Regions from separate parts of the Homo sapiens genome. Here all the other regions are linked to region 2. A link is a contact called in ENCODE Hi-C or POLR2A ChIA-PET data. All regions are on one chromosome and are shown on one strand. The core of a region is the stretch at or near the end of the contact, and the rest is flanking DNA. Distances in the headings are between cores, read along the strand shown. Region 1 overlaps BABAM2 (BRISC and BRCA1 A complex member 2). Region 2 has its middle 12 kb from the start of LINC01460. Region 3 overlaps PLB1 (phospholipase B1).

The links. A loop is a pair of places that touch in the nucleus more often than their neighbours do. ChIA-PET counts read pairs that join two places held with the same protein, here RNA polymerase II (POLR2A). Pooled maps may share reads with other maps.
Region 1: a loop to region 2 is called in a map of CD8-positive, alpha-beta T cell, with 2.3 times the contacts of the local background. The contact joins two enhancer-like sites. A Hi-C loop is called at or near these places in 3 of 168 maps with a recorded cell type or tissue (CD8-positive, alpha-beta T cell, ascending aorta and mucosa of descending colon) and 10 of 50 pooled maps. POLR2A ChIA-PET finds 5 or more read pairs at or near these places in 1 of 52 experiments (MCF 10A).
Region 3: a pooled map shows a loop between it and region 2 (2.5-fold over the local background). The contact joins two enhancer-like sites. A Hi-C loop is called at or near these places in 2 of 50 pooled maps. POLR2A ChIA-PET finds 5 or more read pairs at or near these places in 2 of 52 experiments (A549 and H1).

What each region holds. Positions count from the first base shown.
Region 1 is chr2:28,223,689-28,227,111 of GRCh38, forward strand. The region is part of intron 7 of BABAM2 (BRISC and BRCA1 A complex member 2); the gene reads left to right. Among named protein-coding and RNA genes, the nearest start is that of BABAM2-AS2, 85 kb to the right of the region's middle. Within about 2 kb of position 1,560, at least 7 of the 41 ENCODE cell types and tissues checked have a DNase peak (open chromatin) inside an H3K27ac peak, as active enhancers do.
Region 2 is chr2:27,702,127-27,705,618 of GRCh38, forward strand. No RefSeq gene overlaps it. Among named protein-coding and RNA genes, the nearest start is that of LINC01460, 12 kb to the right of the region's middle. RefSeq lists a silencer at 1,770-1,839. Within about 2 kb of position 1,770, at least 5 of the 41 ENCODE cell types and tissues checked have a DNase peak (open chromatin) inside an H3K27ac peak, as active enhancers do.
Region 3 is chr2:28,543,283-28,546,816 of GRCh38, forward strand. The region is part of intron 14 of PLB1 (phospholipase B1); the gene reads left to right. Among named protein-coding and RNA genes, the nearest start is that of PLB1, 49 kb to the left of the region's middle. RefSeq lists an enhancer at 2,260-2,759. Within about 2 kb of position 1,894, at least 8 of the 41 ENCODE cell types and tissues checked have a DNase peak (open chromatin) inside an H3K27ac peak, as active enhancers do.

The DNA of each region.
Region 1 (3,423 bases), core at 310-2,809, 520 kb after region 2:
ATTAGAAGAGCAGCAACTTTACCTATTAACTGAGGTCTTTAACTTCTGAGGATAGAAGATTCCTTCTGTATGGTTGAAACAGCATTTCTCAGGGGTGGGGCAGTCAGGTAGTCTGTCCTTTTAGTCCATATCAGAACCAGCTATGAGCTTTTTTCCTTCTTTTCAAATAACACATTTCTCCACCCTGAGATTCCAATATGCTATGCTAGAACAAGGGTGGGAGAAAAGGTATGTCTCCTCCCACCCCTTCCTCTCTCCCCAAGAGAAATCTCTGAAGGGAGGTCACACTACTTTGGTGTTCAGGGACAGATACACTTCTACTCACTGCTTGTATATGCAACAGATGATGTTGAAGAAGAGGCTATTTCCCACATTAACCAAAGTGGCACATGACTCCATGTGAACCAAACCAAAACAACAAAAATACTTACCTTCAAACAGTTTAATTTACCCAGTTAATCACAAAAGATTAAAAAATTGCTAAATCAGAAATTCTCTACCTGTAACTGATGTTTTCATTGATGATGAATATTAGAAACATTAACTATATCACATACTCCCTGAGGACATAGAGTGGTGACTTGCAAATGTTTTGGTTTGGAATTGTGGCACCTTATTGTTGTCCCTAAATGGTTTACATATTGCACACATTTTTAATTTAAAAACAAGAAACAAAACAACCACTTTAATTTCACGCAAGCCCTTTTGTGATAACTGCAGACATGAGTGTCATAGAGCCAGACCCCTGACTTGCTGCCAGTAAAATGAATGTGTCTTTAAAATTTTTGCAAACAAATTTAGTCTTAACTCTTCTCTGGCTTACTAAATTGTGGGATGCTTCGTACTTCAGTTTGCGGTACTTGAGCTTTAGAAGCGTGCCTGAATGGTGCTCAAGACACTGCTGTGGGCCTCTGCTGACAATGCAAGCTCTCACAAAACTGAACGTTTGGCCCATTTACCATAAAGAAGCAAACAGTCCCCATCCTAAGGACAGGCCTAGCCTAAGGTTAACAGTAAGAGCAACATTTTGTTGCTTCATTTTCCTATTAAGCTCTGGGTTGCTGATTGAAGCAGAATTCCAATGTTTTGACACACCACCACATTGTTAGCACGATAGGGAGGATTTGATTATGGGAGAACAAGTCCAAAAACGGTAAATTGACAAAAAAAAAAAAAAAAAAAAAAATCTGGGGCCCTGTTTCTCAAGGCAGCTTTTGTGGTTGCATTCCTTTATTTGATGTGGTTCTTTCCTTCTCCTGTGCCAAACGGTGCAATGTGGAAAAATGATGAAGTTGCAAAAAAAGGAGAGTGGATAGGGAGTGAACTGTTTAGTAACAAGAGAAAGAAAACAGAGCTTAGGGATCAAAGACAAAAATACCTGTTTCTCCAAGTAGGAAGAAGAAAATTAACTCAGGGGTTCTTTCCTGAAGCCTGGATAAAGGCTGAGCCCTGCTCTCAGCTGGTGCTGCTTAGGCCAACCCGGGCTGATCGCAGTAGAGACAGGGCAGCCACAAGCTGTCTGTAGGTGAGAAGAGCAGCAGCTAGAGAAAGGGCAAGGCTGAGTGCTATGGGTTCCCAAAGACAGTCGGGCTAACAAGGGTGGGCGCCAGGGAGGAAGGATGGAGAGCAAAGGCTGCCTTCAGCATCAGACTGAACACGGTTAACACCAGCCAGCCCTGCAGGCATCAGAATCCAGAGGAGGAAGCATCAGAATCGAAAGGAGGAAGAGGCTTCCATGCAGGAACAGGATTTTATTTATTTACAATTTGAAGGCTGGATAGCTTCTCTATTGTGTGGTTTATGACATTTTCTGAGTGTTAAAATTATCTCTTTTTGCACTGTGAAAAGAGCATATATGATTCATGTTAATATTTCTGAGGATCAGTCACCAACTAACAGCTAGTATTTTGGGTGGGAGGAAGGCTTTTGTAGGCAGCTTTTTCACCTAACATAGAAGTTAAAAAGCACCAGAATATGCCTCAAGCTTCGTTCAAAATCATATAAATAGCTCCCTCTTGCACAGTTACAATCTAGTATGGTTGTGAGAACTCCCACAGTCCACGAGTTGCCTAATGCTCACCTCACCCTTGCCTGAAAAAAGCTAATTCCTGTGGTTTACCTGCTGATGGAATATAGCTTCTAAGAAGTTTGACCAAAGGGCCTCTTTTCATTTTTGCTAATAACCTATTCTAGGGGGGTGGGGTTTGCCTATATTTCTTCCTGGATACTTTTCGTACTTTCAGCATCTGTAGAACTGTCAAATATTTCTATAATCCTAGATCAAGAGTCAGCAAACTAAAACCTCCTGGCCAAATCCAGCCCACAGCTAAGAATGACTTTTACATTTTTTAAATGGTTAGAAAAATATTTAAATAATAATGTTTCATGACTCGTAAAAATTACATGAAACTTGAATTTTAGTATCCATAAACAAAATGTTGTTGGAACACAGCCGTGCTCATTCATTTACATATTATCTGCGGCTGCCTTTGCACTTCAGCAGGAGAGCTAAGTAGCTGCAATACAGGCATTATGGATGCAAAGATGACAATATTTACTACCTGGCCTTTTACTGAAAAAGTTTGCCAATCCCTTTCCAAGACCGTTAAACTCTTCTTTTCCATAATGACTATTTCCATAAAGATATATACATTTATTGGCTTTTAATGTTCATTTAGAAATTTGACTTCCATCTCTTTTTTATATTCATTGGACTTTAATACTACAAATATTTTTTAAGTGTCTAATATGCTTGGCATTATTCTTGCTAAGAATAATGAGGTTATAAAAGTGAACAAAACAGAGGCAGATCCTCATTCTGGAGGAGATTATATTCTAGTGAGGAGTCATGGGGGGAGATGATGAGTGAATACGTGTAGAATGTCTTATGCCACGGAGAAAACGACAACACAGAAGACCAAGTACCAGAGATGGAAGGGGCTTATCTTAAATAGATGGTTCAGGAAGCCTCACTCAGAAGCTGACATTTGAGTAAGACCTGAAGCAGGTGAAGAAGCCCGCCCCGCAAATGGCTGGGAAGAGTTCCAGGCAGAGAGAACAGCAGGAGAACTGGGCCAGTGCCCTGAGGTGAAATTGCCCCAGCTTATCCAGGGAGGTTTTAGCCCCAGTGAGAAGTTCAGTAGGTTCTGAGCCCTGCTCTCAGTGGGCGCCTCTTAGGCCAACCAGGCCAATTGACTATGGGGTGTGAGAGAAAGGAGTCAGCAATGACAGAGGTTTTTGGTCTGGGAACCAAGAGATAGAAGCTGCCATTTTCTGAGATGAGGTGGATATGGGAGTAGGTTTTGGGGGCAGGGTTGCTTGTGAGCAGGTTGAGTTACAAGTTCTGAGTTCAAGAAAGGCCTGAGCCAGACAGATAACATTTAGAATTTGTTAGTTTAAAGGAGAAATTTCAGCAGTGAACCT
Region 2 (3,492 bases), core at 520-3,019:
CTCTGAGAAGACTTTGCCCTCCTTTGGTTTTAGAGGTTTGGCACATCATAGTCCAGGGTGGAACCAAGACTTCTATTCAGTAGGATTCTGGAAATCTGCCCCCACCCCCACCATAGGACCTGGCATTGATGAGGCAGGTTGGAGGGCTCAGCATGTGATTGCAGTGTTTTCCATCAAGGGTACCTCTGCCTTCTTTATTCCCCTAGCCCATTTTAATTTCTCCATGTGGAAGTTTTAGGATCTATGCCTTTGCATTGCCCACTGCCCTAATCTAAGCTCCCTTCACCTCATGACTCCACAGGTCTCCCTCTCATCTCTGCCTTATCAACTCTCCTCCACATATGTCAAACACATCCCTGAGCAGAGTCCCTTGCTCTGAAATCTCAAAAGGTTTTCCAGTGTCCAAAGTGTGAGGGTCCAAATTCCTTTGAGGCTTTAAAAGCCTTATCATAGGGTTCCTGTGCTTTTCTATCATCATGACCCCACACCTGCCCTTGTCCCTCCCTTTCTTCCACCCGATGAGGCATACCTGCTACTCTAGAAATAACAGGTTATTTGCCCCAAACACACCTTTGCTTTTTCCTCTCCCTATATTTTCTATCAAGCCTTTCTGCATAGGCCTCAGTTTCCTTGTCTATTAAATAGAGAAAATAATACCTACCCAACAGTATTGTTGCAGAGATTAAGTAACAAATATAAACTTTTAGCCATGTCCAACACATAATCACCTCCCCCCACCCCATGTAGTTATTATGAGTGTCATTGTGGTCTTCCTTGCTCATGTTTGGTAAGTAAGGTACTACTTTTTTTCTTTTTAAGACTTTATTTTTTAGAGCAGTTTTAGGTTCACAGAAAAATTGAGCAGAAAATACAGAGATTTGCCATTGTCCCCACTCCTCTCATACACAGCCTCCCCCATTATCAACATTCCCCACCAGAGTGGTAAATTTGTTACAACTGATGAACTTATATTGACACATCGATATCACCTGAAGTCCACAGTTTACATTAGGGCTCACTCTTGATATTGTACATTCTCTGGGTTTGGAGAGATGTGTAACGTCATGTATCCATTATAGTATACAGACAAACATGGTTTCATTGCCCTAAAAATCTCTCTGTGCTCCACCCATTCCTCCCTCCCTCCCCCAGGCCCGACTCATTTTTAACACAATCAGCTTGCCCCAAACTACCTTCAGGAGGCCTCCCTGATTGCAGAGACTATCACTAATCCCTCCTTCCCCACTAGCGCTACAGCACTTTATTTCTACTTCTATTACAGCCCTTACTCCAACGGCTTGATATTCATTACTGATATGTGTGTTTGGGTTACTTACGTTTGTCACTTACAAGTTCTTGAGGACAGGAACTACATTATCTTGTACCCCATCCATGGCACCTAGCAGTTCACAAATTGGTGCTCAGTTAGTTAACTGTTGGTTTCAATGGGTGGAGGGCTGAAGGGCAGGTCCTAGCCCCAGCCCTTCCTATCCTTGGGTTTTTCTGTCAGAGAAGGGATACCTTCTAGCCACTTTTAGTTCCAGGACCTTGCTCCAGACAAGCTGGATAGTCTAGGAACTGACCATTTTAGCAAGTTTAATCCAGAGGGCTGGATTTATGTCCTACTTGGGGCAAAACCAGGCATGAACTACTCCTTCCCATCAAGGAGCGCTGCACTCCAGCAGCTGGCTTTAATTTGGATTTTCCAGGACCAGCTGCATTTAGCTGGGGTTGGTTGGGTTTCCTCAGGTCTGCCTTTATCACGCACACCCCGTCAGAAGTTAATGCAACCACGGCAGGGAGTGACCACAAGGGGGCAGTATAGACCCATTACAATGCGGTCAGCTTGCACAAGGGGCTGAAAGAAGATAAAGGTTTCAAAGCAGAAGAAAGAGTAAGAATCAGAAAAAAAGGAGGATTGTGAAAAAGTTAGGAGCAGCAAGCTAGTTTCGCTCACAGACATTCCTGGACCCAAGACCTGGCAGCAGAAAGTTAGCCAGAGACACCGGTCAGGCCCAAATGGTGCTCCCAACTCTCCTCCAAAACTGCCTTTTCCAGTGCTTAATTTCACTTAGAGAAAGTCGCTCTCCATTTATAATGCCAATATTCTATGGAGGACTTTGGGCATTGCATATTTATTCCTTACACACTATATTTCAGCTTTACAGTTTACAGAGGATTTTTTTCACACTTGTTAAAAAAAAAAATCCGAATCCCCTATTAGACTTAAAAGGTAAAAACAGATGTTAATTACCTCTGTTTAAAGAAACTGAGGCACTGGGCAGGGTGGCTAACACCTGTAATCCCAGCATTTTGGGAGGCTGGGGCAGGTGGATCGCCTGAGGTCAGGAGTTCGAGACCAGCCTGGCCAATATGGTGAAACCCCGTCTCTACAAAAAATACAAAAATTAGCCAGGCATGGTGACCCCTGCCTGTAGTCCCAGCTACTCAGGCTGAAGCAGGAGAATCACTTGAACCCAGGAAGTGGAGGTTGCAGTGAGCCCAGATTGCATCATTGCACTCCAGCCTGGGCATTGCAGCGAAACTCCATCTCAAAAAACAAAAACAAAAACAAAAAAAACCTGAGGCTAGACACATGAAGTGACTTGCTCAAAGGCACACCGAGTTTGTGGTGGAACTACATCTAGATGTGAGTTTCTTTCATTTCTGTTCCTTTGCTTAGTCCTTCTAGTTTTCAATTGTTTATGTCTGTAAGCTTAGTGAGTTTTTAAGAGCAAGGACTATATCTGATTCATCTTTATATCCCTGAATGGTGCCCCTTAATCTTTAGGGCTATGGCTGGGTGTGTTGTATAACACCTTCTCCAGAGTTAGAGTCCATGATCTATCTCTTATCCTCCATGATTCAATAATTTTGTGATTTTGAGGCACGGCCCTAACAAAGACAGTGGTGGCTATGAGTGATCCTACTGGCTGAGCATTTCAACAAGGGCAGCCACTTGGCTGCATCCTTCGTAATACAGAGAGGTTGTGAGACAGTTTTCCAAAGTATACACGAGTGTCCCTGGTGTCACGAGAGTCGACTTTAGGGGATGAGGATGAAAATGTTTAATTTTAGTAGCTACACATATAAATACATATAAACAGTATAAATGTAATATGTCACATTACATATACATATTAAAATATATATGTACATTTTAATATATATGTACACATATATACACACATATGTATTGCAGCTTAGAATGAAGTTAACTTTTTTATGTCAACAGATTTTAGGGTACAGGTAAGTATTTGGTTACATGGGTAAATTTTTTTTTTTAAGAGAGATGGGGTCTCAATATATTGCCCAAGCTGGCCTTGAACTCCTGGGCTTGAGAACCACCCACCTTAGCCTCCCAAAGTGCTGGGATTACAGGTGTGAGCCACCACACCCGTCACATGGGTAAGTTCTTTAGTGGTGATTTCTAAAGAGATTTTAGTGTACCCATCACCTGAGCAGTGTACACTGTACCCAATACTTAGTCTT
Region 3 (3,534 bases), core at 644-3,143, 840 kb after region 2:
CCTGGGGTGGGGCCCACAGAGGAGGGGCAAGGTCTCCACCACCACTGAGCCCACCGTGCTGAGGAGGGGCTGCAGGGCGCCCCAGGATCCCAGGACAATGGTTCTGGGCCACCAGGGATGCTTCTGTCTCCCGGTGACGCCCCTCTCTGACTGCCTGAGACTTTGCCTCGCCACAGGTTCTGCGCTGCAGCCAGGCCAGTGAGCAGCAAAGGTCTCACAGGAGCCTCAGCCCTGGTTTCCCAGAGGTGGGGCCGTTTCTCAGAGTCTGTGTGGAAGACCTGCTTGAGTCAAGCACTGGGGAATGTGCTCCCCTCACCATTCCTGTCCAGCCTGCCCTCACACTTAGGCGGTGTTGTGCGGTTGTCAAGGCCCAAGGTGGTGCCTGGAACAAGCGTGGGCTGCAGCGTGATGAAGGCCTGGGTTGGAATGCTAAGCCCACCACTCACAAGCTCTGTGAACTCAGGTCTCAATGCTCTTTCTGCAAAATCCAGGTCAGCCCCTGGCCCAACATATCTAGCGCGCAGCTCGCTCCTGGCCTGTAGTAAGCACTCCACGTGGATTGGCCTTTTTACTGTAACTGTAACAGGATATCCCCAGATTCCAAAGGGCCCCCAGGGATATCTGGGATTAGTCAGGGGATGGAATGTGGCGTCGACGTCGAGGCTTTGAACCTTTTCAGGGCGTCAGACAGAGACCTGAATTTGCCATTTATTTTCTTCCCACCCAAGCTGCCTTATTTTTAGAATTCTAGTGACAGAAATTCATTTTTCTTCTTTTGTGGATCCGTCTCCACAACTGACATACTGTGTTGAGTACCAGGGACAGCTGCATTTCAGCACACATGAGCCAGTGTGAAACAGAGTGTAGGGAGGGAAGGGGCACGGCCTCCGACAGTCCCTGGCACTGGAAACCTACTGTCTGTCCTTTGAAGAAGGCATTTGAGTTCTCTGAACAGGGACGTCTCTCAGTGTGCCTGGCACTTGCGGGGACTATGTCCCCAGAAATCCACTTTGCTGCTGATCTCCCATGATGGGCAGAGAAGAGGAACCTGGCCCCTCCAGCAGGGACTGCTCTCCCAAGCCCTCTCTCAGGGAGAGGAGGGCTGATGATTCCAGCTCAGCCAAACCTCTCCTCTCCTGCCATCTTTCTCCCAACCAACAAAAGGACACCTGTGACATGGCTTGCCCTTGAAGGTACCACCATACCACCTTGTACCCTGCCCTTGTACCCTCCATGGTTCCAAGGGGGATACAAGAGACCCACCAAATGTGGCTTCTGTTCTCACCAGGCTTCAGGTGTAGCTGGGAAGGGCCAGACAGCCCAGAGGAACGAGAGTCAAAAGGGACTCAGCCAGCAGTGTTGTGCTGGGCCACGCACCAAGAAGCAATGTGAACAATGAGGCCGGGAGAGCCCATGAAGAGGGGATTTGAATGGGCTTTGTGAAATGTGTTGGAGGAGGTCACGGAGGGCGTTCCCAGGCAAAGGGACCTTTGTGAGCAAAGGGCATGGAGAGAAGAATGCGTCAGATGCAGCAGCAAGGGCAGGAAGAGGCCTGTCTGATAAGAGAAGAGATACGGAGATAAGGCTCCCAGCGTGAAAGGAGCCCTTGAGCACCAGACAGAGAAGCTGGAGAGGGCAGGTCCAGGGAGAGGGCTGGATTCCTATCCCTTTCTCCTTTCATCATGCTATTTGTCCTTGATATTGGTGGCAATAGCAATAATAACCACCTTTACAGAGCTGCCAGGTGATGGTCCCATGCATACAAATAAGGTACACCCCACGTACGGTCTCTTAAAACTACTCGAGGGTCAGAATGAGCACGTACACAGGAATGGAAGGTCTCACCCTCAAGGCCAAAGGCCTGCGACACAGAGAGTGTCACAAGGGCTTAGAAGAGGAGGAGGATGTGGCTTTCCTAGGTAAGCAGTGACCTCACTCTCTCCACACCCATACAAGTCCGGTTTCCCAGTGCCAGTGCAAACCCCAAGCTTCCTGCAGCCTCAGCCAGCAGGGACATGGGGGGCAGGGAGAGACAGGATAGGAGGGGGTTCCCCAAGCATCCCCAGTCCCTCGTTTCCTCACAAGCAAAATGCCAGACCATCCCACAGTTCCCGGATCGAGCACAGCTGCTGGAACACATCAGAAGCTCCTGCAGACCCGAATTCAGCCATGAGAAGCGACGGGTATAACAGGTTAGGGCGAAGGGCACTGGACAGGAGCCAGAAAACCCGGGCTCTGATTTCGGTCCCACTTTCGGTGGTTTCTTGAGGCAAGTCACACGGTCTTTCGGGGTGTCCATTTTCTCTACCTGCCAAAAAGGTCTAAGCACCCTTAGCCAGCACCCAAGGGTTTGTGAAAATATGGGAGGGCATTGGGCTCCTTCCTACCCTTGGTTTCGCTAATTGCATCCTCCAGGTGCGGGGAGGGCGGGAGTCTCTGCCACCACATCTGTGATTCTTTGCTGGGCTGGACTGGGACATCGAGGTGGAAGGCAGGTGTACCTGTTCTGTGTCTACCCTCGCAGACACACAGAGCCCAGGTGAGGGCTGCCCTCTGTGTGGGGAGCAGAGAGGGACTGGCAGAATCCCCATGATCACAGGGAGTCCAGGTCCATTACTCTGTCCTCAGACACCCCCGGACACAGCTGTAGGGAAGGAGGATAGCTCTCAGCTCTGCAGCCCACAAAGCCACATACCCAGACCACGTCAGCATCCTCCCTCCCTCCCTCATCCTCCAAGCCCTAGCATAGGTGAGCATTGAGGACCAGCAAAGGAAAAGCTCCACCCATCAGCATGGGAGGTGACAGCAGCCCCATCTAAACATGCCTGGAACTGTCCTGGCTGAGTGAGGCCTCCAGGCTGAAGCTTGCACTCCTGGTGCCAAGCCGAGGAGGATTTTGTGTCTGGGACACGGTTCATTCCCTAGGCCCTTTCTGCTGCTGCCGCAATAATTTCTGGTAATTCTTGTACATCAGTCGTTTTGAAGGGGACCCACCTTTAGGGAACTGATGTCCCTGGCCCTCTCAGCAATCACTGACCCCACCTTATGCCGAGTCTACACCAGGTGCCGAAGCCACAGGCAGAATAAGGAACTTGGGGATTGCTCACAGTCCAGGGAGGATTCTGCTGCTCGGAGAGGATTTTTAAGGTCATTGCCCTCACCCCTCCCACACTGCAGTTCATTCCTCGGTGGCAGGAAGCCGTGCTGGGGAGATGTGCAGAGTGGGGTGGAAGCCCAGACCAGCCCCGGTTGTCCCTGGAGTAAATAGCACATGTGCATTTATGGGACCCACAGTGTGGCAGGAGAAAGAGGCACACATGAGGAATTATTTGAAGTAACTGTGTCATTTCCATCCTTTCTGGGGATTGGGGATGCAGGAGAAGAAAGGGTCAGAGCCAGTGTAAAGGGAATGAATGGAAGCAAGGAGGATGGAGGGGACTCCTAAAGGGACATTTAGGACAAAGTTCTCAACGGAAATGGGTTTCTTGGGAAAATCTATGAATTTTCCTTCTTTGAGGCCCTTTAAAAAAAAAT